Linked DNA regions of Homo sapiens: all the other regions are linked to region 3. Evidence: chromatin loops called from intact Hi-C (ENCODE). Cell type or tissue: mammary epithelial cell. All regions are shown on one strand. Region 1 has its middle 11 kb from the start of TACR2. Region 2 has its middle 58 kb from the start of NEUROG3. Region 3 has its middle 8.4 kb from the start of FAM241B.

The links. Peaks named below come from ENCODE experiments on the same cell type or tissue, not always from the same donor. Only the 100,000 strongest peaks of a DNase experiment are listed, where the experiment ranks them.
Region 1: it touches region 3 in a loop (8-fold over the local background); 76 of 110 quality-filtered maps call a loop at or near these places.
Region 2: it touches region 3 in a loop (23-fold over the local background); 100 of 110 quality-filtered maps call a loop at or near these places.

Annotation. Positions count from the first base shown.
Region 1 is chr10:69,424,167-69,432,166 of GRCh38, reverse strand. No RefSeq gene overlaps it. Among named protein-coding and RNA genes, the nearest start is that of TACR2, 11 kb to the right of the region's middle. In mammary epithelial cell, a CTCF peak has its summit at 4,851 (motif pointing left); DNase peaks (open chromatin) are centred at 6,126 and 7,926.
Region 2 is chr10:69,511,408-69,519,407 of GRCh38, reverse strand. It overlaps a transcript of TSPAN15 not described here. Among named protein-coding and RNA genes, the nearest start is that of NEUROG3, 58 kb to the left of the region's middle. RefSeq lists a silencer at 3,620-3,669. In mammary epithelial cell, CTCF peaks have their summits at 2,957 (motif pointing left), 3,594 (motif pointing left) and 5,599; DNase peaks (open chromatin) are centred at 2,967, 3,567 and 6,307.
Region 3 is chr10:69,634,651-69,642,650 of GRCh38, reverse strand. No RefSeq gene overlaps it. Among named protein-coding and RNA genes, the nearest start is that of FAM241B, 8.4 kb to the right of the region's middle. In mammary epithelial cell, CTCF peaks have their summits at 2,522, 3,233 (motif pointing right) and 5,517 (motif pointing right); DNase peaks (open chromatin) are centred at 2,150, 2,400 and 3,110; H3K27ac peaks cover 907 bases.

The DNA of each region.
Region 1 (8,000 bases), 210 kb after region 3:
TATGCACCTATTCAAGAGATTGTCAGTTGCATTGAAAAATAATCTAGCTATATGTGGTTAATGTAAGATGTACCAAAAACAAAGTGAAAAAGGAAAGTTGAAAATAAAGGAATAGGCAAAGAGATACCAAGCAAAAGCAGCCTACGAAAAAAAATCAGAATCACAACATTAGTATCAATGTGACAAGATAAAATGCATGAAAAGGCCATGCATGGTGGCTCAGGTCTGTAATCCTAGCATATTTCAAGGTCAAAGCAGAAGGATTGCTTGAGCCCAGGAGTTTGAGACCATCTGGGCAACATGGTGAAACCCATCTCTACCAAAAATACAAAAGGTAGCCAGGCATGGTGGAGCCTGTAGTCCTAGCTACTCAGGAAGCTGAAGCAGGAGAATCGCTTGAGCCCAGGAGGTGGAGGTTGCAGTGAGCTGTGATCGCGCCACTGCACTCCAGCCTAAGTGAAGAGTGAGACCCTGTCTCAAAAAAAAAGAAAAAAGAAAAAAAAAAGAAGAAGAAAAACAAAAGCATGAAACTGGACGAAGTATATTATGTAACTTAAAAACCTTTGGAAAAGCAGCCGTGGCTGAAGCCTGTAATCCCAGCACTTTGGGAGGCCGAGATGGGTGGATTGCTTGAGCTCAGGAGTTTGAGATCAGGCTGGCAACATAGCAAAACTGTGTCTCTACAAAAAATACAAAAATTAGCCGGGAGTGGCAGCATGCATCTATAGTCCAGGAGGCGGAAGTTGCAGTGAGCCAAGATGGCACCACTGCACTCCAGCCTGGGTTACAGAGCCAGGCCCTGTCTAGAAAAAAGGAAAAAGAAAAAAAAAAGAAAGAAAGAAAAAAAGAAAAACCTTTGGAAAAGCTAGAAATCTTTATGTACCAAATAACGTAGCAGCCAAATATATAAGGTAAACATTCCTAGAAATGCAGACAAAATTAATAAAGCAATATAGTTGGACATTTTAATATACATGTTCAAAACTTGATATATCAAGTAAGCAAACAATAATCATGTATAGAGGATTGAGCAATAAAATCAATAAACTCAGTTTAATAGGTACATTTAGAATTTTTGGCCGGGTGCAGTGGCTCACACCCGTAATCCCAGCACTTTGGGAGGCCAAGGTGAGCGGATGGCTCGAGGTCAGGAGTTTGAGAGGTCAGGAGTTCAAGATCAGCCTGGACAACATGGTGAAACCCCGTCTCTACTAAAAAAATACAAAAATTAGCCAGGCATGAGGGTGCATGCCTGTAGCCCACGCTATTCAAGAGGCTGAGGCAGGAGAATCACTTGAACCTGGGAGGTGGAGGTTGCAGTGAGCTGAGAACGAACCACCACACTCCAGCCTCAGCAACAGAGCGAGACTCCATCTCATTAAAATAATAATAATAATAATAATTTTTAACGCCACGAATACAAAATATATATCCTTTTCATATGCCCATGGAAAGTTTACCAAAAGTAGTCATGTACTTGTGGAAATTTTAATAAATTCTGAAAAGTAGAGACTTCAAATGAAGGATGTGCTGATCAAAGCCATTAAAACTAGAAAAAAGTAAGGCCAGGCATGGTGGCGTCACCTATAATCCCAGCACTTTAGGGGGCTGAGGTGGGAGGATCACTTGAGCCCACAAGTTCGAGACCAGCCTGGGCAACATACTGAGACCTCATCTCTTTGAAACATTTTTTAAAATGACCGGGTGCGGTGGCTCACGCCTGTAATCCTAGCACTTTGGGAGGCCGAGACGAGTGGATCACGAGGTCAGGAGATCGAGACCATTCTGGCTAACACGGTGAAACCTCGTCTCTACTAAAAATACAAAAAAAAAATAGCCGGGCGTGGTGGCGGGTGCCTGTAGTCCCAGCTACTAGGGAGGCTGAGGCAGGAGAATGGCGTGAACCCGGGAGACGGAGCTTGAAGTAAGCTAAGATCGCGCCACTGCACTCCACCCTGGAGGACAGAGCGACACTCCGTCTCAAAAAAAAAAAAAAAAAAAGAAAAAGAAAAAAAAATTAGCTGGGTGCAGTGGCAGATGCCTGTAGTCTCAGGTACTCAGGTGGCTGAGGCAGAGGAATTGCTTGAGCCTAGGAGTTCAAGGCCGCAGTGAGCTACAATCGCGTCACTGCATTCCAGCCTGGGTGACAGAGGGAGACTCTGTTTAAAAAAAAAAACATTTTTAACTATTAAAGAAAAATTAAATAATCATGTTATTATGTTAAGACATATAGATATAAATTCCAGAAAAAATGACTAAAAGAATTGAAATCAATTGCCTCTGGGGACAGGAATCAAGATTAGGGAAGTATTAGAGGAGAAAACTTTCTATTGCTATTAGTCTTATGGTATTATTTGACTTCTTAAACTATATAAATATATCAATTTGATAAAGATTAAATTAAGCAAAATTAAAGAGTGAAGTGAAAGCAGCTCTGGAACTTTTTACTTTTTTTTTTTTTTTTTTTTTTTTTGAGACAGTTTTGCTCCTGTTGCCCACGCTGGAGTGCAGTGGCGCCATCTCGGCTTACCACAACCTCTGCCTCCCAGGTTCAAGCAATTCTCCTGCCTCAGCCTCCCAAGTAGCTGGGATTACAAGCACCTGCTACCACGCCCAGCTAATTTTGTATTTTTAGTAGAGAGGGGGTTTCACCATGTTGGTCAGGCTGGTCTCAAACTCCTGACCTCAAGTGATCCACCTGTCTCAGCCTCCCAAAGTGCTGGGATTACAGACATGAGCCACTGCACCCAGCCTTTTCTTTCTTTTTTCTTTGAAGACAGGGTTTTGCTCTGCCACCCAGGGTGGAGTACAGTGGCACCATCTCGGCTCACTGCACCCTCCACCTCCCAGGTTCAAGGGATTCTCCTGCCTCAGCCTCTCGTGTAGCTGGGACTACAGGTGCACACCACCATGTCTGTCTAATATTTGTATTTTTAGCACAGTCAGGGTTTCACCAGGTTGGCCAGGCTTGTCTTGAACTCCTGACCTCAAGTGATCCAGGCACCTCGGCCTCCCAAAGTGCTAGGATTACAGGCGTGAGCCACCGCACCCAGCCAGCTCTGGAACTTTGATCCATCCTGATATAGTAGAAAGAATATGGATAGTCAGTTAAAGCCAAGTTTGAATTTTCCCTGTCTTACTTATTAGTAATAGGATCTTGGACAATTCATTTAGCCTTTTGTCTGGGTTTCTTCCTTTGTAAAATGGGACACTGACCTGTACAGCCCCTATAGGAGAGACAATACTGGGCTCCAGCCCCTTGAGATAAACCCTGTATCCACTGCCCACCCCTACCCCAGCACAGGCAGGACCCCCCAGCCACAGACACTTGTGGGTTAACTCAGCCCATCTGCCCCTGCTTTCACCTCCTGGTTAAAATTGTTGTTTTGGTTTTGGTTTTCCGTACATCATAAGCATTGGGGGGTATTTTCCACAGTGTCAAGGTCCGTGGGTAAGGATTAGCCACAGCTTGGAAATTTCAAGTAGAAAATAGAACAAAATGGCTTTGAGAGTATTAAGTACAGGTGTTTTTATATCTACATCTGTATTTGAAAAGAAAATGTATCTCTTTATGCTTTAAACACTGTAAACAGATCACTGCAAAAACAAAAACCTGGGGCAAAATTCAAAATTGCTAAGAATAATAAAACTCACTTCTTGTGTTCTTATAAAGATTTGTTCCATTCCCGTGTTTGCACACACATGCATCAGGGAGCCCAATCCTTTCTCTCAGTGGAGGGAGGGCAGTTGGTGGTGACGGGTAGGGAGGCAGGTGTTTGAAGAAGCAGTCACAATGCAGCGTACTAAGTGTGGCTGTGGGGAGGAGCAGTCGATGGCTCTGTGCTGTTCAGGCTCGGCAGCAATGTTAGAGACCCGCCTGATTATCGAGTTGCCCAGCTAAAAGGACGTGGAAGAGGGTCTCAGAGAGAGAGCACAGTGATGCCTAAACATGGCTGCAAACTGGAACAACCTGGGGAGCTTTAAAAAGTACTGATGCATGGCCGGGCATGGTGGCTCATGCCTGTAATCCCAGCACTTTGAGAGGCCAAGGCAGGCGGATCACCTAAGGTCAGGAGTTCGAGATCCCCCTGACCAACATGGAGAAACCCCATCTCTACTAAAAATACAAAATTAGCCGGGGTGGTGGTGTGCACCTGGAATCCCAGCTACTCGGGAGGCTGAGGCAGGAGAATCACTTGAACCCGGGAGGCAGAGGTTGCAGTGAGCCGAGATCACACCATTGCACTCCAGCCTGGGCAACAAGAGCAAAACTCTGACTCAAAAAAAAAAAAAAAAAAAAAGTACCGATACCTGGTTCCCACCCCCAGACATCCTGACTTAATTGGTCTGATGTGTGGCGTGGGCAGCTGGAGTTTTGGAAGCTCTAGGAAATTCCAATGTGCAGCAAAGTTCAGGAGCCGCTGGCCTGCATGAGGGCCTGAGGCAGGAGACTGGGGCTTTCTGTAAATCGAATGGAAAGTTGGAGGAGAAGGACAAACTGTGGGCCTGGAGAGATGGGGATGCGACAAGATTTAGGATATAGAATGGATGGGAGTAGGTGGTAGAGTGGAGAGAGGGAAGGAGGAAGAAGCTGATGGTGATGCCCAGGTTTCAGGCTTGGGTAACTGGATGGAGGTGGTACATTTTCTGCAATTCAGAACACAGCAGAACATGGTATGCACAGAAGACCTGCTGGTTAGAGATGATATATCATCTTGGCTCAATACATAGTAGCCTCAACCGCCACCGCCGCCACCACCACCACCACGATCATTATCATCATCATCATCATCATCATCATCATCAATCTGGTGGAGGCTTCTTAAAAGCCTTTGTGGTCACCAGGATTAAAGCAGTGAGGCTGCCCTCTAGTGTCGTTTGTTTTTCTTTCTTTTTTTTTTTTTTTTTTGAGACAGAGTTTCACCCCGTGGCCCAGGCTGGAGTGTAGTGGCACGATCTCGGCTCACTGCAAGCTCTGCCTCCCAGGTTCACGCCATTCTCCTGTCTCAGCCTCCCAGGTAGCTGGGACTACAGGCGCCCGCCACCACGCCCGGCTAATTTTTTGTATTTTTAGTAGAGACAGGGTTTCACCGTGTTAGCCAGGATGGTCTTGATCTCCTGACCTTGTGATCCGCCCGTCTCAGCCTCCCAAAGTGCTGGGATTACAGGCCTGAGCCACCGCGCCTGGCCTCTAGTGTCATAATCTGTGTATTACAGGCACTCCTGCACTTAGGCTACAGTCTGCATATCTCTGCAGGGGATGAGGCTGGGCCCACGTAGGAGCCAGAGTGGGAGTGGAGGGTCAGGGATGAGTAAGGCATGGTCTCCCCTGTAATGCTCAGGCCAGGATCTCCCAGGCAAGCCCCATTCTTGGCCCTACTGTGAGTAAGGGTCTCCTTTGGATGAGTCGCTGTCTCTGCAAAATGCTCACACGGAGGAAGCCCGGAGCAGGGAATGGGTGCTGGGCAGTCATCCTGGAGGCCTAAGATCCAGTTGCGGCTCCCCTAGTACTTGGCTGTCTGACCTGGAGGGAGTGCCTTTCCTGGACTTCAGTGTCCTCATCAGGGCTGGGCATCTCTGGAGGATGACGTTGTGTCTTTGCAGCTGACCACAATAGCGGGCAGGACCTACATTTCCCAGCCCTCCAGAAGAGACAAGAGGAAGCTTCTCATGTTCTCCAGAAGGGCCTTCCCAGAGCCAGCAAGGGGCAGAGAGCAAGTGCCCTGGAAGGCTTCCAGGAGGAGGTGGATTAATGAATTAGTAAATAGTGTCTGTGGCAAGACATCCCACCTTTGAGACACTGAGGAGAAACTTGCAGACACAGCAAGGCCTGGCAGCAAGAGAAGAAAGGCTGTGGGCTCTAGAGTCAGAGAAACCAGGCTTTCACTGTTGGTTCCCCCGACTGTGTGACCTTGGACATGTTATTTATTCCATCTGTGAAATGAGGATATAAACAATTCACAACAGCAAATGCTTATTTAGCCCTTTGTGTCAGGTACTGTTGTAAGCACTTTGTCTGTATTAACTAATTTAATCTCATAACAATCCCATGAGGTAGTACAAATTTTACAGGTGAGGAAAAGGAAGCACAAAGAGGTTATGCAACTTGTTCAGTCACCAGGCACGTGGCTGGTGCTCAGTAAATAGTAGCGACGCTGTAACCACAGAGATAACAATCACTGATTGCACTGAAACAGGTGAGCTTATGGGCAGAGTCAAGGGAAAGGCTGGGTGGGCCAGTGTCAAGGGAGAGAATTTCAAGAGACAGAATGTGATATCCTCCAGCAAGCATCAAGCACAAGGCATGGCTTTTTATTTGTGACCAGATCGTGATACCCCATTGTCCCTGGGGCTTCCCAAATGGGACCACCTGGGCAAGGAGGGGCAAGGGCTGTTAGAACTGGTTTATTCCCACTGGGTCCTGAAGAAGGAAGAAGTTCCCTTTCTCAGCTTCCCATGTGGCCTGGGGTGGTCATGTGACCTAGTTCTGGCCAATTAGATGTGAGGGGCATCTGCTGGGGGGAATCCTGGGGAAGGCTTTCCTCCCTGACCAAAAGAGAGAAGCCTAGAAGGAGACTTATTTTCCTTCCTGCTCCTTTCCTGGGATGAGAGTGCAGTTAGATAAAAAGATTGTTGGAGCTGTTGCAGCCCTCTTGCAGCTATGAGGGGAAGGCCAAGAAAAATCAAAGTTCCCAAAGAGCTTTTGACATCACTGAGCTGTTTCTCACAGAATCACCTATTTCCAGATGCCTGGTTATGTGAGAAAGATATTTGTTTAAGTTACTGTTACTTACAGCAAAAAGTATGCATGGTATCATATCCAAGTTGTTCCAGTGTGTTCATTCATCGGCGCACCATTCATTCATTTAATTAGAAGTTATCATTGAGCCAATCACAGTGGAGGACAGGGAGGATATGGCTGTCATCAAGGCTGTCATCAAGGCTGTCATCAAGGCTGTCATCATCATTCCTGGCTTTGTGGATTTCCTAGTATGGTAGGGAAAACACACTTTGAATACATGTGATGGATCAGGATGTTAACAAGAAAAAAAGCACAGGAATGCTATTAGAATGTAGAACAAAAATAGTTAACCTGTGGAAGCATCAAAGAAGTTCTTGAAGGCTAGTGTTTATTTAGAGTTACATGCCATCATAAAGGGTCCCCAAGATGTAAAATGCAGTGCCTCAAACAAGAGAGAAGTTTGTTTTGTTTTGTTTCCTTTATTATTTTTTTTTTCTAGACGGAGTTTCGAAAAACAGGCAAGACAGGGTCTCCCTGTGTTGCCCAGGCTGGAGTGCAATCTCAGCTCACTGCAACCACCACCTCCCGGGTTCAAGTGATTCTCCTGCCTGAGTCTCCCAAGTAGCTGGGATTACAGGTGCCCACCACCACGCCTGGCTAATTTTTTGTATTGTTATTAGAGATGGGATTTCTCCATGTTGGTCAGGCTGGTCTTGAACCCCCGACCTCAGGTGATCCACCTGCCTCGGCCTCCCAAAATTCTGGGATTACAGGTATGAGCCACCATGCCCAACCTGTTTCCTTTTTCTTTTTCACATAAGAGCCCTGAGACCTCCCCAGGCTCTGCCATCCTCAATATGGCTTCCCTCTGTGGATTCAAGATGGAAGTCCCTGTTGTTGCCACTGCCCTCCAGTAGGAAGTGGGGAGTCAGCAGCTCCCTCTTTAAAGATGAGACTGTGAAGTTTTGTGTGTGTGTGTGTGTGTGTGTGTGTGTGTGTGTGTGTCACTTCTGCCCACATCTCATTGGCCAGATCTTAATCATGTGACCACATGTAGCTTGGAAGGGAGTCTTGGAAATGCAGACTTTAGCTGGTCAGCCAGGTGACAGCTAACAGGCAGGGAGGTTCTGTTTCTAAAGGAAAGAAGGGGAAGTGGTTCCTGAGGGAGCGTGAGCCGTCCCAGCTGGTGAAGGAGCAGGGCTATTTCCTCTTAACCATGAGAACAATGAGTCTTTGAAGAGCTCAAAGCAGGAAGTAC
Region 2 (8,000 bases), 120 kb after region 3:
CCCTCTGTCACCTAGGCTGGAGTACAATAGTGCAATCACTGCTCACTGCAGCCTCGACTTCCTGGGCTCAGAAGATCCTCCCACCTCAACCTCCCAAGAACATGGGACTACAGGAGCACCCCACCACGGCCAGATAGTTTTTTTATTATTATTATTTGTAGAGACAGGGTCTCCCATTGCCCAGGCTGGGCTTAAACTCCTGGGCTCAAGCAATCCACCTGTCTCAGCCTCCCAAAGTGCTGGGATTACAGGCCTGGGCCACCGCGCCCAGCCCTACGTATCACTATGCAACTAGCTTTTCTCCTCAGCATTGTGTTCTTGAGCATGGATACATGGAACTTTAGTTCCTTCATTTAAATAGCTGTATACTATTCCACGCAGAAGCATACCACAGTCCTCCCATTTTTCACTATTATAAACAGTGCTGCAACAGACACCCTCGTGACCGTCTCTTAGAGCACCTATGTGACTGTCTCTAGGGCTCATCTGTGGGCAGTGAGTGGGCCACAGGCAGTTGAGTTTCTAATCCCCTAAGCCCAGGGCCTGGGTGCCTCCTCCCTTTACCCAGGAAACTCATAGATACCATGTTTCTCTATAAGCATTGAAGACATTGGGAAGGACTGCCACAGGAGTTGCACATTGTTAATTTTACTGAGTTCTTTTACTTTTTAAAATCAAGAGTTTATGGCCGGGTGCGGTGGCTCACGCCTGTAATCCCAGCACTTTAGGAGGCCAAGGCAGGCAAATCACGAGGTCAGGAGTTCGAGACCAGCCTGGCCAATATGTTGAAACCTCATCTCTACCAAAAATACAAAAATTATCTGGGCATGGTGGTGTGCGCCTGTAGTCCCAGCTACTCAGGAGGCTGAGGCAGAAGGATCGCTTGAACCCACGAGGTGGAGATTGCAGTGAGCAGAGATCACATCACTGCACTCCACCTTAGTGACAGAGCGAGATTCTGTCTCAAGAAAAAGAAAAAAAATCAAGAGTTTACTTCTTTAATAACTTCTATTTATTCCTGTTTCCTTTACTCTGGGGTGGCGGGGGTGTTGGTAGAGGGAGGGCATGGCAGGCACTCGGGTGAGACACCCGTGACCCTTGTCCTTGTGTGTTCTCAGTGATGCTCTGTCCATAACCTTTTCCTTTGCATTCTTTGCACATTTCTCCATCTGGCCCTTTGATATCTTGCATTTGATTTTTACATTTTCAGATCTGCTATTCATTGCGTTCAATGCAAATTGAAGTCAGTTACTGTATTTTTTGTTTATCACTGTCTCCTACCACGGATTGTCCTTATCTAATAGAAGTATTCTCTGTACCCTACATACAGCCTGAAGTACACATATTCTGTCTTTGCCAATGCAATGTAGAACTGAGGAAGGGTGTACTCTGAGTTGTGTGTCCAGTCAACAAAGATTTATTGAGCACCTACTATGTGTCTTGGGAGGTGCAGGAGCTACAGTGATCGTAAGACGCAATCCTCGCCCTCTTGTTCTCCTTTCCCTGTAGCTACCCCCTTTCCCATGGGCCCAGTTTTCCTCCTGGTGGCTCCTCTAATGGAGAGTTATTTCCACAGGGCATTGGATGCATGGGTTGCCCTGGCTCCCACGCAGGCCCCTCAAACCCTGGCAGAGCCCTCCTCACAGAGCCAAGGCAGGGATATTGGGGCGTGTGGTGCCAGCCGGGTCCTGGCCAGGGTAACATTCTCCACAGGCCCGTTCCCCTCCGGGTGTGAGTCCTTCTGATCCCCCAGGCACCATGGACCAGGAGCCTCTGGGTGTCTCTGCTGCTCTGTGGTGGAACCTGTGTCCTGCTCTCACTGCCCACTCTCTATCCAGGTGGCTCCTCTCATGGGAGTTGGTTTCTGAGACCCACTTTTGCTGCCAGCAAGGCCCAGATGATGCTGAGGGGCCCTCCACCGACTTGCCCAGAGGTTCCCCAGTGGAGCCCTTGTCAGCCTCAGGAGGGCAGCTAAGGCCAGTCATAAAAACCTCCTTCAGGGGGCCGAGCCCCCGGCAGCTCCTTGCTGATGGTGTTGGTCTGGGCCCCTGCTAGAAGCTGCTCCAAGAACTGCCTCAAGCGCAGGCTTAGCTTCTCAAGTTGATGTGGATATTTTCTATTTGTGTGATTTCTCTGGGTTTTTCCACTGGATATTGGGGCTGGGGGCAGCCCTGGCATGGTGACTTTGGCAGATGGAGGAGAAGACACAGGAGCAGCGAGAGGAAGGGAGAGCGCAGCCACCAGCGAGGTGACAGGTGACATCAAAGGGCACCCGTACACCTGGCACAGCCACTCCCTGAGCCATTACACCTGGAAAGCCTTAGATGCCCCTTCTGGAGAGGAGAAGGCAGAGGTCAGAGAGGGACAAAGGTTTGGCCACAGCCTATAAGGAGTCCAACATGCTGAGCCTGGCCCTCTGGGGCTCACACATGGGATCCAGTGAGCCCACTGAGTCCTGGGGGCCCAGACAGTGCAGGGGCCACAGCTCCAGGCCATTTCCATTCCCTGGGTTGGCACCTGCTTAGTGAGCACCCCTTATGTCCCAGGCACCACAACCTCATCTCTCAGGAGACAGCAGAGCAGAAAGCAGATCACCATCCCACCCCTCAGTGGGGGAGACTGACCATACAAAAACGAATCAGTGAAATGGATACCCTCAGTGATTGCAGTTTATTATCATGACCTGTTACTATATAGCCTGTTCAGTGCAAGGGCAAGTGCTGGGGGAGGGGTGGGTGCTGAGCCCTCGCAGGGGCTAAGAACTTTCCATGCATGATCCCATGTCCTCCTCACAGAGACCCGGCCAAGTGGGGATCATCCTCTTGCTTTTGCAGATGAAGAACCTGCCCTCCAGAGCCCTAGTACTCCCACTTCTCATTCTGGCATCTAAGTCATGGCCACCCTCCCCAGCCTCAGTCCAGGCCCCTCTGCAGCTGTCTAAAGACCGAGGCCTCCCTCTGGTGGCCACATGATGCCCAGGTGGAGGCACTGCTGGGGCACTTCACCTCAGATCCTATTGGTGGGGGAAGGAGGCAGCACTGGCCCTGATCCTATTCAGCTACTCAGATGCAGGCAGAGTGGTTCAAATCCTGGTTCTTCCATTTATTCCACTAACTGTATGACTTGAATAAGTCAGCTGATCTCTAAGCCCCTATGTCCTTACCTGCCAAATGCAAATCATAAAGGCCCTGCCTTTTTGCTGTGATGACTAAATGGGATGAAGAATGAAATGTGCTAAGCAAATGCCTGGTACATAGTGACCGAATGAGAGTCGATAACAGTAACCTTGGTTGCTACTCCTATCGTTAGTATCCGGCCTCAGTTTCCCAGCCTATGAAATGGGAATGGGAAAGTCTCATCTATCCGAACTTCACAAAATGATCACTCTTTTAGTCAATAATTATTTATTGAGCACCTACTACAATCAGGACCTATAGTATTTTAGGCTCCCTCACCTTGTGGTCTGCTCTTTTGGGGTAGGGGGCGGAAAGCAGACTCCTGCTGCCACCCAGGCAGGTGCCCAGGCTCTAGGGAGTGGAGAGGGTGGAGTTGCTGAGTGCTGGCTGCCAAGTAGTGGGTCAGCCGCGCCACCTAGCGACCACATGTCCCCATGTCAGCTCTGCTCATTTTCTTGCTGGGAACGTTTGTGCCTTCTGCCTGGGCTTTAGGACTGCAAATCAGGCTCCCTCCAAGGGGTCACGAGCTGTGGAAAGCCAGGACCTTGTGCCAGAGCTTGTGGCCCCATAATATTTCCAGGTGCTTCTCAGGCCCCAGGAAGGTGGCAGCCAAGGCAAGAGCTTGGAAGGAGTCAGGATCTGAGGTTGCTGGCAGGGCCTCTTGGACTGCAACTTACTAAGCTAGTCTGGCCTTTATCTTTCCTCTCCTGCAAAATGGGTGATCATAAAAGAAGTCCCTCCACACACCGAATTGAAATGAGCCTCAGAGGAGATGGGAAGGTGGGGGAGGACGTGAAAGTGGTGGGAGCTGGATCTTCCTGTGAGAGGACAGATGGAACCGTGTGAGCTACGAATGAACTGAGTCAGCCCTGGCGACCTGCTGACTAGAGCAGGGACCCAGGACTGAGGCTAGAGTGGTGGATAGGACCTCAAATTCCAGGCTGGATGAGGTCAACAAGGGATTGTGGATAGAAAAGACAGATGAGGCCCTCAAATGCTAAGAGGTTGGGAAAGCAAAATCAACAACTGAGACTCATAAGAGGGGGCCTCAGAAGTAAGAGAAAAACTAGGCAAGGTTGGTCTCTTGGAGGAAAAACAAGAAGGCATTTCAAGGAGGAGAGAATGATCAACTGGCCACATGTGGCAGACAAGCCAAGAAGCTGAGAAATGCCACAGGGACATAGGACCTAGCAATGCAGGGGTCACTGGTGATGTTGATGAGAGCAATTTGGGGCAAGTGGGACAAGAGTCTAATTAGGGAGGTCCAAGAATGATGGGAGAAGAGGAACCAGAAACAGAGAGGACAGACACTTTCAAAGCAGTTGCTATGAAGGGAAAGAGAGACAGGGCAGGGGCCGGAGAGGAGAAATCATCAGGAGGGCCTTGCTTGTCTGTATCCTTGTTTAAGATGGGAATACTAAGAGATTATTTATATGCTCATGAGAATGGTCCAGCTGGCTCTTTGAGAAGATCTTTAAAATCTATAAACCCCTAGCCAGGCTAATTAGGGAAAAGAGAAAAAAAGACAAATTGTCAATATCCAGGAATAAGAGAGATGAAATCACTACAGATTCTAGAATAATAAGGGAGTGTTATGAACAACTTTATGTCAATAAGTTTGACAGCTTAGATGAAATTATCAAATTCCTTGAAGGAAAAAACTACCAAAGCTCTCAAGAAGAAATAAGTAGTCTTATATCCATTAAAGAAATTAGATTTATAGTTTAAAATCTTCCTACAAAGAAGATTTTCCAGGTAGCTTCACTAGTGAATTTTATCAAACTTTTAAAGAAGAAATACCACCAATTCTACAAACTCTTCCAGAAAATTGAAAAGGAAGGAACAGTTCCCAGCTAATTCTATGAAGCCAGCATGACTCTGATACCAAAATGTGACAAAGATTTTACAAGAAAACAATCCTCCTAAACAAAGGTGCAAAAATCCTAAACAAAATTTCAACAAACCAAATCCAACAATATATTAAAAGGGTACTATATCATCACTGAATGGGGCTTATTCCAGGAATGCAAGGTTAATTCAGCATGTGAAAATGAATGAAATTCACCATATTCGCAAATTCTAAAATATGCAGAAAAGGCATTTGACAAAATCCAACATCTAGTCCCAACAAAAATGTTGAGTAAACTAGAAATACAAGAGAACTTAGTCAACCTGGATAAAGAATGTCCATGAAAAACCTACATCTAACATTATACTTAATGATAAAAGACTGAACACTTTCCCCCTAAGATCAGGACCAAGTCAAGGATGTCTGCTCTGACATTTGCTATACAACATTGACCAAAACGTAGTGAGAAATCCAGAAGTAAACCTACAGATACATGGACAATTGCTTTTCAACAAAGGTGCCAAGGCAATTCAGTGGAAATTCATCCCTGCTTTCAACAGGTGGTGCTGGAGCAATTGGATATGCATGTACAAAACAGATTAACTTTGATGCGTACTTTGTAGCATATTAGAAAATTAACTCAAAATGAATCCTTGACTTAAATGTAAGAGCGTTACATAATTGTAACGTAACTATAAAACTTTTAAAAGAAAATGTAGGAGAAAACCTTTGTGATCTTGGTTTAGGCAAACATTTCTTAGCTATGACACCAGAAGCATCACGCATGAAAGAAAACATTGATAAGTTGGAGTTCATCAAGTTAAAAACTCCTGCTTTTTGGAAAACACCATTAAGAGACTGAAAAGACACACCACAGACTGGGCACGGTGGCTCATGCCTGTAATCCCAGCACTTTAGGAGGCTGAGGTGGGAAGATCCTGAGCCCAGGAGTTCAAGGGCAGCCGGGGCAATGGTGTGAGACCCAATCTCTACATGAAGGAAAGAGAGAGAGAACAAGACAAGCTACAGACTGAAATTTTTCAAATCATATAACTAATCAAGGACCCGTATCCAGCATATACAAAGAGTTGTCAAAATTCAATAATACAAAAACAATCTAATTTTTTAAGAAAATATTTCAAAAGGCGCTTCAGCAAAGAAATTATGTGGATGGCAAATATGTCTACGAAAAGTACTCAACATGATTATTAAGGAAATGCAAATCAAAACCACAACAAAATACCACCACACACCCATTAGCATGACTAAGAAAAACTGGCCATACCAACTGCTGGCAAGGATGTAGGGAAACCAGAACTCTCATACACTGCTGGTGGGGATACAAAATTGTGCAACCACTTTGGAAAATAGTTTGGCAGTTTCTTAAAAAGTTAAACATATAGTTACATATAATCCAGCCATTCTACTTCTAGATATTTACCCAAGAGAAATGAAAGTATGTGTTTTTATAAAGACACATGCACAAGTATTCATAGCAGCTTTATTTGTAACAACAACAAAAAACTGGAAACAAAACGTCCATCAGTAGGTGAATGGATAAATAAACCATGGTGTATCCATACAACAGTATGCTGCTCCGCAATAAAAAGAAATGAACTTCTGATATATGCTACAAAATGAATGAATCTTAAAATGATTACTGAGTGAAAGAAGCCAGACAGAAAGAGTGCATGCTGTATGAGTCCACCTATATAACATTTTAGAAAATACCAAGTAATTTATAGAGACAGAAAGCAGAGCTCTGATTGCTTAAGCATAGGCTGTGGATGGTGGGAAGGGCTATAATAAACAGATTACAAAGGGACAAGAGGACATTTTTTAGAGTGATGGATATGTTCATTATCTTGACTGTAGTGATGGTTTCACTGACACATTTGTCAGTTTAAATACACGCAGTTTATTTTATATCCAGTATACCTCCATAAATTGTTAAAAATATATTTCAAGAATATGGTATTGGACATTTTTATACAAAATCAGTCTTCCTTAATGTGTCTTATAAAAAATAATTATTAACAAATAAATCAAAAAGCAAAGCCCACAAACCTCCTCAACTTCACAAATGATGTAGGCTGCACAAATATTATTATTTTCTATGTGTGTCATGGTGTGGGAAAGGACTCATTTATGGTTCCATCCTTGTGAGACAAGAGGCCAAGATAATGTCATTCATTGGCTTTAAAGCACAAAAGGGTGTCATGGCCAGGGAGTCCTCAACCACAGGATGGACAAAGCCCTCTCCAGGTACTCTGCTTCCATCCATTTCATTTTTTTTTATACTTTAAGTTCTGGCATACTTGTGCAGAATGGGCAGGTTTGTTACATAGGTATACATGTGCCATGGTGGTTTGCCGCACCCATCAACCCATCATCTACATTAGGTATTCCCTCTAATGCTATCTTCCCCCAGCCCCCCACCCTCTGAAAGGCCCCAGTGTGTGATCTTTCCCTCCCTGTGTCCATGTGTTCTCATTGTTCAACTCCCACTTACGAGTGAGAACATGCGGTGTTTGGTTTTCTGTTCCTGTGTCAGTTTGCCGAGAATGATGGCTTCCAGCTTCATCCATGTCCCTGCAATGAGAACAAAGACACAACGTACCAGGGTCTCTGGGACACAGCAAAAGCAGTGTTTAGAGGGAAATTTATAGCACTAAATGCCCACAAGAGAAAGTGGGAAAGATCTAAAATTGATACTTTAACATCACAATTAAAAGAACTAGAGAAGCAAGAACAAACAAATTCAAAAGCTAGCAGAAGACAAGAAATAACTAAGATCAGAGCAGAACTGAAGAAGATAAGAGACACAAAAACCCTTCAAAAAATCAATGAATCCAGGAGCTGGTGTGTTGAAAAGATTAACAAAATAGACCGCTAGCAAGACTAATAAAGAAGAAAAGAGAAAAGAATCAAATAGACACAATAAAAAATGATAAAAGGGATATCACCACTGATCC
Region 3 (8,000 bases):
GACCTGGGTTTAAATCCTGCCACTTAACAGCTGAGTGAGTTCAGGTAAGTTCCCTGCCTCTCTGAGTCTTAAGTTTATCAATACAACAACTTAAATAGATGGGATAATATGTGTGAAATCCTCTACACCCTGCCTGGTACATGGTAGGCACCCAATCAATTGTAATCGTGGCCATCAAGCTATCAGGTGCTATGGTTGATGGACTTAAGGTGACCCCATGATCCCAGCCTCCTGGTGTTCATGCGTTTCTGTGATCCCCTCCCCTGGTGAGTGGGACCTGTGACTGGCTTCCAACCAACAGAACACGGCAAAGGGGAGGGGATGTCCAGAGCTAGCTTTGGAGTCTCTCTCCGTTGCTGGCTGTGAAGAAACAAGTTGCAGTGAGTCCTATACCTGCAAGAAAGCGCAGCTTATTCTTTCTAGGAAGCTTGGAAGTGGACCCTTCCCAGTCGAGCCTCCAGATGAGAATCCAGCTCTGACTGGCACTGTTGGCAGCTCTGCAGAGGACCTGCTAAGCCATGCCCAGGAACTGTGAGATACTAAATGTGTGTTGTTTTAAGCTGCTAAGTTTTTGGTGACTTGTGACATGGCATAGAAAACAAATAGAGGTGCTATATCAAGAATATGTTATGGAATACATAAGGAATATAAAACTTCCCCTTTTCCTGCACGTCAACCCCAAGAGGGGGCATTATTTCCCCCATTTATAGAGAAAACTGAGGCTTAGCAGAGCAGCTAAATTCCCTGAGACCACGCAGCTCCTGGGGGAGGAGGAGCCAGAACACAGACCCCAGGGCCTGCTGTGAGCCAGGAGGAGCACCAATATCCCTGCTGCAGTGGTGGCAGCCTTACCCCGCAACGTGCTGTGCAGCGCGATGAAGCCTTTAGCGGGGTCTGCCCCGCCCAGTCCTCCACAGACCGCACCCCTCCCTGGTGCCTGGGACCCAGCTGCTTCTCACGGTTCTCTGGCACCTATCTGGTCCCTGAGGGCATTTCAGTTTCTAACTCCTGCATAACTAGGGCACTGGTAGTTAGATCCCAAGTAGATCCAGCCCTGGTTTCTCAAGGGCTTGGGAGCAAAAGGCAAGAGTCTAACTCCCCTGGAATAAGGCAGAGGCAAGGAGACAGCACATGCACCCCCTTCCTGAGCTGTGAGGCCACAATGAGTCACTCCCACAACATCCATGTGTCCCAGGGTCACTGCACCCTCTGCACCCTGGGCTGGGCCTGACCTGTCACTTGACTCCAAGGAAAAGCAAGTGCAGCAGAGGAGGGAGAGAGAAGCGCGAATGCCACAGTCTTGAGAGAAACCCTCCCCAGGCTTCTGGAGTGGGCAGCAGTTCCCACCTGGTGGGTCTTCAAGGAAGGCTGCTTCTTCATTTAAAGAGAGGCTGGGATACAGGCAGATGTCACAGGGAGCCTTGGGACCCCCGGCTCAGAGCTACATTTATACTATTGACCTAGGTTCTTTCATTCCTCCCTCCCTCCCTGCCTCCCTCCTTTCTTTCTTCCTTCCTTCTTCATCCCACACGTGCTGCGGGGTAGAGCTACCTGCACTTACAACTTGAGAATAATGTCCCTGAGTACACAGGTGACAGAGAAGTCACCAGGATCCAACCCAGTCAAGGCAGGAAGAATGGGCTCTGTTTTTGGGGTCCCCTCCTCCCTTTAGTTGGGCTAGTGCCTCATGCCTTCTCATGCAGTTTGCAGAGCAGTCCCCAAGTTTTGACAAAGGGCCAGGGCCCCTGTCTGGGACTGGGAATACAAAAAAGAGCTGAGCATGATCCCTGCCCTCAGAAACTCAGTCTGCCATGTGAGAGGGAAGGAGCCACAAACCCTGCTCCCCGGGGACAGGGCAGCTCCCACCTGGAGGAAGGCTGGCTCATGGCTCTGGAACTGGAACCCAGGCTGCATGTTTTAAAGCTGCCCAGATGAACTGGTGGTGTTGCTAGGTTGAGAACAACTATCACAGGAAAAGGAACACGCTGTTGGAGGCACTTGTGGTTGGCTTGTATGTTCCCTTGCTGACAGCGTCCAGATTTTAGCCACTTCATCAGAAGAAAGTGATTTCTCAGGATTAGCTGAGCTCAAAGCTGCAAAAAAGAAAAAACAAACACACCCCCTCATAGACTGACAAGCGTGCTCACACAGGCCCATGCCTCAGAGGCAGATGTCTTCACTGCATGATACTGGTAAGCAGACATATTGGGAAATTTTTCTATTTTTTTTTCCTCCCAGAATTTCGAAAGCAAATTGCATTTTACATTTTCTTGACTGAGGGCAGACAATTTTCACTAATGGGCCCTGTAGGAGGTGATCTGATACAAACCCTCATCCATGGCACACCGCTACACCCCAGGCACTGCATACACGTCTTCCAATTGCAGCTCAACACCGCCCTAGATGACACGTCATCCCCATTTCACAGATGAGGCACAGTAAGGAACTTGCCCAAAGCTACCAAATGGGGAGCCTGTCTGACTCGCCTGCTTCTTGCCTCCAGTGAAAAAGACAAGAGCTAGGCAATGGGCCCCATGTCACAAATATCACGTTCATTGAGGGGAACCACCTGGCGCCAGGCTCTGAGTAAGGACAGGCAAGTGTGAGGCGTTGGTGGGTGCTGCACTGGGTAAGGCTGGGCTAGACATAGCCACCCCCACCTAGAGAGAGTGCAGCCTTAAACAGTAAGCAAGCCCCTTCCACTAACATGATCACAGCAACCCTGGGCCACCAAGTCTAAAACTTCTCACTCTGTCTCCTAGGCTGAAAACTCAAATACTGGAAGGTCTGGTTCAAGACTAGACCCCGGCGACAAACCCTCTCCCTGGGGGTTCCACAGCCACCTTCCACCCTCCCTAGGGCTCCCAGATTCAGTTTGCTGGAGGCTGGCGAGGCAGGCTCCAGATCTGCTGCCTGCCAACTTTGTGGCCACATATAAATTCCTTTACTCTGGGAAAAAGGAAGGACATATATTTTTCTTTGCTTGGGAGAGGATGAAATGAAACAAAACTTATGAATGTTCCCGGCACTAGGCTCAACCCAGGACGAAACCACAGTGAATGAGAAATTATAATGGAATTGTGCATGCTCTCCACCAGAAACCTTTCCAAAATACAAGGTAATACCAAGCCTGGGCTGGCTGAGGTGAGCACTAACCGGGAGCAGGAGAGCAGATGAATCCATTTGTAGTATATTTGCAGGAGGGAGTTCCTGCTCCTGTCCAAAAATTCCACCAGGTGGCGCCATGAGACAACTTTCACAACCTTTCCAGTCTACACACCAAGGTGGTGGGGGTCCCTCAGGTCCCTGCAAAAGGGCATTGAGAGTTCATTACCCAGTTCAGAGCAAGAAAGCTGGGGTCTTGGTCTCTCCTCAAGGCTTTTCTTAACTTCCTTAATCCAGATGTTCATGAAAATGGGGTGTTACTGGACACATAAAAGGGAACAACACACATTGGGGCCTTTCAGAGGGTGGAGTATGAGAGGAGGGAGAGGATCAGGAAAAATAATGAGTGGGTACTAGGCTGAATACCCGGGTGATGAAATAATCTGTACAACAAACCCCCATGACACAAGTTTACCTATACAATAAACCTGCACATGTACCCCTGAACTGAAAAGTTAATTTTTTTTAAAAAAGAAAGAAAATGGGGTGTTAGAGGAAGTGGGGACAGCAACGTGTTGGACAATGACGTTGGCAATGCCAGGCCAGGCAGCAGCAAAGTCCATCAAGCGTCTACTAAGGGCAAGGCCCTCTGTGGTAGGTGTCGGTCTCAGAGCTGAAAGGGGCCTTCGTGGAAGTCTAGCCCAGCCTGTTTGTTTTTCCAGAATGAGGGAGGCCAGGCGGGGGTCACTCCCTGCCTGTCAGAGGTTGTGGGGAGTCCCTCTCAGCTCGTCTCAGGGTGCAGTGTGACCCAGGAGGCAGTGTTCAGGTGAGGCCACTGCGCCTTTTCAAGGAGCCAGATGAGGGCAGAAATTGCACCCTATCCAACTGCAAAGGAGACTGAGAAACCCTATAAGGTTGTGATATCTCCCCTTGGGCCCTGGAGAAAGGGAGACAGTTCTGTCAAGATCCCCACATTTCAGGGAAAAACCCCATGGGTTGGTTCAGGGTCAGAGCTGCAAGGCCCTGAGGGTCAACTGAGTCAATCCCCCATGGTACAGGTGAGCCCAAGACAGGGTCGACAACTCAAACACCAAAATACTGCAGGATGAAAATGCTCTTCATGTACTCATATAAAATGTGCCAAGATACACTGCTAAGTGAAAAATGCAAAAGGCAGAGAAAAACGTGTCAAATTTTTCTATTATTTGTATAAAAAAAGAAAAAATAGTATATTCATGTTTGCTCATATTTGCATAACTAAATTCTGGAAGTATTTAGAAGACACTAAGAACAGTAGTTATAGTGGAGTGGAGGAGGGATGGATGGATGGGGACAGAGGAGGGAGAAAGGCTTTTCTCTATATACATTTGTACATTATATCATCTGAACCACACGAATGCATTACTTTACAAAGAGTAAGACTTTTAAAATAGCTTGCTCAAGATCATACCATGTTTCCCGCAGTTGTGGGGTACTCTTACCCGCCAGGGAGTGAAATGATTTGGGGTGGTGCACAAGATGATTATAAGCAATTTACAAACACAGCACCGAATCGGATGGTGAGGAAGTCATTCCTCTTTGTTTCTCTTCAGTCCTCTGAATCCATCGAGGAGAATGTCTCAGTGAGGGGCCAGTGAGGCTTCTGCACCACTCCCAATCTTCATAAACTGACTTTTTTAACAAAGAAAGCAGGCATCAGGCTAAGGGCTTGGACAATGGCAGTGACTAGCTAAAATGGAATATCATTCGTTTTGTCCTGGATTCATTTGTACGAATACCTACTGTGAATGGCAAGTAGTATTGGCTTTCCATTTACAATAGTAATATGAAGCTTCCTTTTAAAAAATTAATTTAAGATGTGAGCTGCTGTTAAAAAAAAAAATGTTAAGTGAGTCCTAATACCATTTCTCTGTGAATACAGTAACATTGAGCACTAACTTGTGCCAGAAACGGCTAAGTGCTTCCCATGAATTAATGTACTTGATCCTCTCACTGTGGGAGGTGCAGATGAGGACACGGAGGTTTAGGGAGATGCTGGGTTGTGCCAAGGCCTCTGGTTAACAGAGCTGAAGCCGGGAATGGGAAGCAGGCATTCAGCCCCCAGCAGGGCCCCCGCCCACCAGAGGGACTGGAGCTGGCCGCTGGGCCAATGCAGACCAGCCCTGGCTCCCAGCCCTGTGCCCCACCTGCCTGGGCACTTGGGGCAGTGGCCCTCCAGCTTCATCTCAAGTAGCTCCAACCTTCTCCTTCCAAACTCTGAGTCCCTAAAGCCATTTGGTTTCAGCCCTGCCCCCAGCCTCAAACCAGAGGCTCAGAGGCACACACATACACCCCTCCATACACACCCCCTTTGTAATTCTTTGAAGCTCTCACTCTACCTGCTTCTTGAACTTTCTCTTGCTGCTCTTTTGGGCACTGGGTGGCAGCACCAGGCGGGGTAGGCTTGCTTGTCCTACTGGCTGGGCAGGCTGCAGGTTCTCTATCTAGTTTTGGCAGCAGAGCTCTGCTGCCTCCCTCCCCTGCCCCCACTTAACCCTTTGAGAGATCACTGGATTTGTCACTTTGCAATGAAAATATGCATTCGGGAATGCAGGGAAGAGAGCTAAATCTCCATGACTGTGACCCAGGACTGGGAAGCCACTGAGGCCACCCAGCTGGGCAGCTGCAGCCAGCACCCTTGCACCAACTTCTGTGCCCTCTGCCCCCACACAGCTGATCTCATGGGGCTGCAGGCAGGTCTTAGCAGGTAGTACAGCTGGGCATCTGTATCTGCAGGTTTCTAGGCGATGCTGATGCAGGTACGGCCAGAGGTAAAAGAGAGGAGTGGTCAAGAGCAAGGGCTGTAGGTCTCTGAATCCTAGCTCCACCCAGCTCGCTCTGGGTCCTACAGCAAGTTATAAACCCTCTGCCATGTCCTCTGTCGTGAAATAAAGATGACAGTGACAATATTTATGTCATAAGGTGCTAGTGACAATTAAATGACATAACGTGCTTAGCACAGGGCCAGGCACTCCATACACTCTCAACAAACAGCATCCAGTCCTGACATTCAACACCAGCAACAAGCCCCTCAGCTTTCAGGAGCACAGCGAAGTGGCTGTGTTTCTTCTCTAACAGCTGCGGGAGGGGCAACTCTGCTCTTAAAAGCCCAGCACCGCCCCAGCCAGGGATCCCAGGTGCCTTGGACAAGGCAGCCACTCTGGAGCCAAAGCTGCCAGTACAGAAGCTGTGGGCCATGGTGCAGCACCTGCAGAGGCAGCTCAGGGGCAGGCGCAGTCCCCCTCTCCACGGCCCTCTGCCCACCTCCTACCCACCATGCTTTCAGTGATCCCCTGAAAGGCTCTGAGAGGCGGGCAGGTCCCAGATCATCATCCCTTCACAGGGATGAGGAAACCAAGGCTCAAGAGGCTGAGTGAACTGTCCACAAAGAGCAGAGCCAGGCCTGCAAACAGGCCTCCTGTGCCACCCGGTGAGCCAGAGCGCAGGGGCGGCTTTCCTCCCCTGTCCTCAGGTTCAGGCATCCAAGTGGACAGACGCCTTGACCACTGCCTCAGGGCTTCCCCCTCAGACCCATGGAGCTAGAAAGGCCCCAGAGAGGGAGCCCAACATCCCCAGCCCTCACCTATGCTAAAAGGCCCCGTCACAGGGAGGCAGGAGCTGAGAGACAGCTGCTCGGGGGAACTGGCAAAACCAGAGTCACTGTTTCACCTGATCTCAGGCTTGGTGTCTCCTTCAGGGAGATGATGGTTTAGTCCCCACTTCCAGGACTAGCTGGAGGGTGGAGAGGGAGGGGCTTAGGGAGCCAAGGGCTTGGAATTTGTGGAGGGCACCAGGAGGGCAGCTGGTCCCCAGAGATTGAGCAGAACAGACAAGTCAGACCCCAGCAGTTCTACTCACCGGGTGGCCCCGCAGAGGCAGTGGAGGCCTAGTGGGATCTGAGCTGGTGGCTCACGTGGGTGGGAGTAGGAGCAGCTCTCCCCAGGCAGCCAGGCTGGAAATCCAGCCTGCCACGGAGACACAGGGCTTTGAGGATCAGCAGAAACCTCCCTGGAAATCTGCCCTCTTGGGCAGGATTGGAACGAGTCAGGCAGCTCATTCTGGGGGTCCTGTCACATAGCAGGCAGAGTTGGTGGTGGGCAGAGAAGGAAGATCCCACCCCCTCAGTGAGCTTCTGATTAGGATGCTGAGTAGACCGAGGCAGAGGCTCACTCAGGCCCCTCAGCTCTGATCTGGCCTCCCAGAGGACCTAGACTCTGCCTGTGCAGGGTGCAGCCGCCCGGTGAGGCCTGGGTCAGTAGGTGCAGGTGAGAGACCTGCTGGGGGAATTCAGGCAGGCTGGAAGCACATGGCCCCAGGCCACTCCCAGCTGCAGGCTGCAGGACCCCAGCGGGGTCTCCCCACACTAAGCTGCCTCTGTCTCCAGCACCTTTCAGACACTGGGCTTAGGAAGTGAGGCAGAGAAGACAGGTAGCTCAGAAAAAGGCCAAGAGTCCAATCCAACCACAGCAGCTCTATGGGGCCTGGAGCTCAGTCAACAAACAGGGCAAGACTTCACCTCCTCTTGGTCCCCACCAACTGACTTCCAGCCCCCAGCCCTGCCTCTTAGGCCGGCTAAGCACCAAGCAAGCCTCAGGAAAAGCCATCTCTGCCCACTGTGGCCCCTGCCCACTTCCGCCATCCTGCCTAAAGCCAGGCAGGCCTCTCTCCTCCCGCTCTTTCTAGTCAGGCGCAGAGGGAAGCCCTGCTCACCCCTGCCTTCTCTAACGGACCCTAATTCTCAAAGGGCTTGGACGTTGGGAATGGAAACTGAGTTCTAGAAAAAGGTATTGTTATCAGCCCTGAATTTGAGGACTCAGATTCATATCCCCTCAAGGTATTTTATATATTGGGGTTTT